Linked DNA regions of Mus musculus: region 2 is linked to region 1. A link is a loop called in an ENCODE intact Hi-C map of the cell type or tissue named here. Cell type or tissue: heart. All regions are shown on one strand.

Evidence for each region. Peaks named below come from ENCODE experiments on the same cell type or tissue, not always from the same donor. Only the 100,000 strongest peaks of a DNase experiment are listed, where the experiment ranks them.
Region 2: it touches region 1 in a loop (1.8-fold over the local background); 1 of 42 quality-filtered maps calls a loop at or near these places.

What each region holds. Positions count from the first base shown.
Region 1 is chr11:82,779,900-82,782,399 of GRCm38, reverse strand. Lig3 (ligase III, DNA, ATP-dependent) reads right to left here and starts at 1,291. Exons shown (of 20, transcript NM_010716.3): 1 at 1,124-1,291. Gm11423 (predicted gene 11423) reads left to right here and starts at 1,358. Exons shown (of 3, transcript NR_126067.1): 1 at 1,358-1,544; 2 at 2,102-2,265; 3 at 2,465-2,500. In heart, a CTCF peak has its summit at 1,334; DNase peaks (open chromatin) are centred at 989 and 1,269; H3K4me3 peaks cover 2,500 bases; H3K27ac peaks cover 2,295 bases.
Region 2 is chr11:82,831,456-82,833,955 of GRCm38, reverse strand. All of the region lies in intron 1 of Rffl (ring finger and FYVE like domain containing protein), which reads left to right. Among named protein-coding and RNA genes, the nearest start is that of Rffl, 39 kb to the left of the region's middle. In heart, no CTCF peak of the experiment used is centred here; no DNase peak of the experiment used is centred here; H3K4me3 peaks cover 345 bases.

The sequences.
Region 1 (2,500 bases):
AGACACCTTAGTTGGCCGATCCGATCCTCCCACCTCCAGCCCTAGAATTATAGGTATGAACCACCAAGCATGACTTCAGTTTATTTTCTATTATTTATTTTTCGGTTTTTTTGTTTGTTTGTTTTTAGATAGATTTTTCTATGTAGCTCTGGCTGTCCTGGAAGTCACTAGGAAGAGCAAGCTAGTGTTCTGAGTGCAGGGATTAAAGGCGTGTGCTACCACACCCGGCCCCAGTTTTATCTTAAAAAACAACAAAAAAACAACAACAATTACAACAGGACTAAGAGCTAGTTATGGTGGTTCTCGTCTGTAATCATATCAGAAGGCAAAGACAGAAGGATTGCTGTGCGTTCGAAGCTAGAAAGTCTGGTTTACTTAGTAAATTTCTGTCTAGCCAGGGTACGTCGTCAAGACCGTCTCAAAAGGAAAACAAGCAAGAAAACAAACCCCCCAAAGATTAGAACTACTTCATGGGGTGGTTAGGAAAACTACAAGGAGTACGAGGGCAAGCCGGACGTGGAGTTCTGAAGTTTGTATACCAAACTTGTGTATTTGACAATGTTCGACTTGGGGGAGGGGAGGTCCGTAACTGGCAGACTCAGGGGGTCACACAAGCCCTAACCGTTAAGAATCTGAGAGGCGAGTGAAGGCCGGCAAGGGCTGAGGAGGAGCTCAGGGCGAGTAGGAGTTCAACTTTCCGCAGAGTAGGGTGGGTAGGGTGTCGTATCGCCCATCCCGGGATACGACAAATAACTACCCGGGGAGACCGGCGCGAGGAGGCCGGGAGCCCGAAGAGCAAGCAGCACGCCGTTCTGCCCACAGGCTGTGCGGGCGAGCCGCGGCCGCGCAACAAGGCGGCGGAGAGGGACCGGCGGCGGCCCGGCCCCGACCCCCTGAGAATGCCCACTCTGGCATCCTGCCCTTCCCGGTGGCTGCCCAGGGTCCCGGGGGCCGCGGGCCTCCCGTGGGCTCCCGTGGGGGCGCCACGTCACGGAGGGTGTGCCCCCAGGCTGAGCGGCGGGCGGGGGAGGAGCCACGGCCACTCCAGCCACGCCGCGTTCGGCCCCGGCCCTCCCCACACGGCGCACCGCGGCCCGCCGCTCCGCGCCGCGCCGCCCCTCACCTGCCTTCTCGGCTGCCCTGGCTCTGACGCTCCGCACGAGCCACCGGACCAGGCGCCCACAAGGCCACGGGTCCCGCACGATGAATAGACCGCCTGTCTCTTTAAATACGGGTACTCCAGCCGGAGGCAGGGCGCAGGCGCAGTAACCGACTTGCGCCCTCGGACCCCGCCCCCTCCGGTCGCCACGTGGGTCGCTGTTCTATTCCTACCCGGAAATCTTGAACTGAGTGTTGGGTTGGAGTGGCGGCTTGGGGCGCAGCGTCCCTGAACTTCCTAGAGTTTCTCAGATTGTTAGATATTGAAGGTAGTGTTGAAAAATCATTGCAGTGATCCTAGGGATGGGAAGCTCGAGTCGTTCCACCTGTGTCTTCCGCACCGCAGGAGTTTTGCTGAATTAAAAGGCACTACTTTAATTAAAAAGGTAATTAGAAAATGTGAAGAACAGGGACTGTGGCCCCGTTTATGTCATTTAGCGAACTAGTGCTTCTAAACCTCAAATAGGCTCTGTGAGTTCAAGATGGCTAATTTTTCAAAAAATAAAAGTATTCAGGCCTTGTTCAGTCTGGGAAGGGCAAACAGTTGGGCTTTGTTAGGTAAATAAAGTGCAGATCGTGGAACTAAGTTCTATTTCTGAGGAAGAGTTTAGCTTTTTTTCCATAGGGAAAGAACGCTGTGAGGGGTCACTATAGTTGAAGCTGGTCAGGGGAGAGACTAAGACAAGCCGACTCACTAAAAGGCTGTTGTCCATATCAAAGTGGCCTTGAGATGGAGAGGAAGGTGTATGCTTGAATCTGTGTGAGGTGCTCAGTTATTTGTTCATAGAAATGAAGGGCTGATAGACGAGGTCTTTAACAGAACTGGAGAATGAGCCGAGGGAGGCTCTCTGGAGTTCAAGGTTGAGTGTCTGCTGTACTGAGGCCAGCTAGATCCTGGTGTTTGAAATGAGGTGAAGGCTCTTTGTTTTCTCTTAACTTGCAGCAGGATAAACCTGGGTTTGGAGTTCGGAAGGCCTTAGGCTCAAGGGCTCCAGTTGAGGAAGCGTGAACATTTTGACTGGAGTTGATCTTAACCCAATGGACTTTCCCTGTGCTGACCAACCCTTTCATCACAAGCAATATATTCGGTTGCTGAGCCCTGGAAATGTAAGCAGTCTGAAGTGAGAGATGCTGTAAATGAACACTGTACACTGACAAGTACCCAACACTTCCCCAAAGAGAGTAAAATACCTCATTAATAGTAATAGTGCATATATTCCAGTTATTTGCTGGCCAATTTTTTATGTGTTCGGTTAAAGAATATTTACTGTCACTCACCTGTTTGGTTTTACTGTCTTTGAACTAGGGCATCAGAAACGATGGGGCTGCGTGCTTAACTCCC
Region 2 (2,500 bases), 52 kb before region 1:
ATGGAAGCAACCCCGAGTAGCTAAAGCACACACCTTTTATACATTTTTTAGAGCAGTCCTCAGTCACATTTTAGGGCTGGCAGTTTGTCACTGGTTAACCTTTAACCGCATTAAGGGGGCAGACTTAAGGACCTGAGACATTGTGTGGGCTTTTCTATACAATCAGAGAACTATCTCTTAGTGGGTAAACTTAAGGACCAGAGACATTGTGTGGGCTTTTCTATACAATCAGAGGACTATCTCTTGGCACACCTTGCAGTGAGGCAAATTCTGGGAAAAGAACACATTTACTTAACCTTTTACAACCATGGTCGTTTTGAGCTACCACAAATCTTACATTAGCAGCTCCTGGCAGTTCTTCAAGGGGTTCCACATTCATTTAGAGCCAGTAGAAAAGGCCACAAAGATCATTGAGCCTCTTGCTAAGAACTAGATTGAATTGGATTAAAAGTTTTAGAGGTAAAAACAAAAAAGCAAAAAAAAAAAAAAAAAACAACAACAACCCCCAAACCAAAAAAAGGAATCTTTGTCTTCTAAAAAAACCTTCAAAAGCCAGGTATACTGGCATATACCTGGTGAGGTGGAAGGTTGCTTGAGTCCGTGAGTTCAAGACCAGTTTCAGGAACATAGGTTCCAACTGGGAAACAAAAGTGAAAAAAACAATTTGCTTAGGCCGGCAAGATGGTTCAGGCCCCTGCTGTAAGCATTATGTCCATTATGTCTAAACTCCACCCCACAATTACCTGGCAACAGCCAGGTAGGCCTGGCCTGCTATAAAAGGGGCTGCTTGCCCCCTCCTCTCTCTCTTACTCCTGCCTCCTGCTTGCTTCTCTCTTGCCCTCTTGGGTTCTTCCCTTCCTCCCTCTCCCCACATGGTCATGGCTCGCCTCTACTTCTCTCTCCCTCTCTCTGTCTTTCTCTGCCTCTACTACCCCCCTTAACTCCCCTTTCCATATCCTCTGTCCTGTACTATACCAGTCATGTGACTGCTCCCTAAGTGAGAAGAGATACCTTGGCATGGACCCACTAAGACACCCCCTCCCCCATACCTCACCACACCCCCATAGAGCATATCTTATACCTCTTTATCTTTTTATAAACACATCATCTGCAACCTATGTTTAAAAAGCCTGCCCTCCCTGCTCCAGCATTCCTACAGCGAGATGGAAGGCAGGGACAGGAGTATCTATCCCACCAAGGCACAGCTAGGGAAATAACAAGAGAAGGCTGCCTTGGAAATAAAGTCGAGGGCCAATAGGAAGCCTTAGTGGGCAAAGGTGCTCACTGCCACGCCTGGTGATCCCTAGGATCCACGTGGTAGAAGAAAACTGACGTCTGATTGGAAGTTAACGTCTGATGGTACACATGCCCTGGCACGTGCCCACCCCAGATGTAGTAAAATTAAAGTTTAATGTAGGGGCTGGTGAGATGGCTCAGTGGGTAAGAGCACCCGACTGCTCTTCCGAAGGTCAGAAGTTCAAATCCCAGCAACCACATGGTGGCTTACAACCATCCGTAATGAGATCTGATGCCCTCTTCTGGTGTGTCTGAAGACAGCTACAGTGTACTTACATATAATAAATAAATAAATCTTTAAAAAAAAAAGTTTAATGTAATACAAAGTTTAAAAACCCCATCTTCTTCATAGCCACCTTTCCCAGGGTGTACATTATATAAGCTCTGGGGTAAATGCATGCAATTTTAACTCTTTCAGTGAGGGTTCTGTTCATTACACTTGGCCACAGAACCTTTTATGCAGGCTACCTTAAAAGCAAATTGCATTATTTGGTCCTAATCAGAATTAGTGCATTGACTATTCCTGGGGCACCAGGGGTCCCTCCACTGGCCTGTGGCTTCTTTATTTTAATCCTGGCTCACCTGTAGTCTGCCAGTGTGATAGTATTTTGTGAAAGCAGTTTCTTGAGGCAGAAATTCCTGAGAAGTTTATCTGATGAGTCCTGTTTCCTGCAGAGGACTAGAGGGAGAGGAGTCTCTTTAGTCCTGATGAGCTGTGTCATCAGTTTTGATGGAAGACGATTCTGCAGTAATTAAACTGCGGGTCCGTTTATTCTGTGTTCAGCCTCGTTAGAAGACTTCACTCCAAACTGCTTCCTTTTCTGATTGACTCCCCCTTTGGGGCAGAGTGCCTGGGCTGAAATGAATGTGTGGGTTTATGCTGCAGTGTTCAATCTGTCATCTCTCCTAAACGCCACACTAAGAAGCAGCCATTTAATTGGTCAGACCCCGGGGGTGATATTTTGGCACCGCTCCATTGGTAGGAATTACTTTTCCTTGAACTTGAAGCAGATGCCGAGATCCCTCTGCAGATATTTGTCATAGACTAGTTGAAACCAGGGAGTTTCCAAGAACATTTATAACTTGTGATTGTTATGTATGTTTTTCAGTTGTTTACAATGGCTCCCACTTCAAGAATAGAGCTCACTTTGGTGCTAGCGGGAAGTGTGGTCTCTCTGCTATGCTCATTAGTCAGTGTCATTTT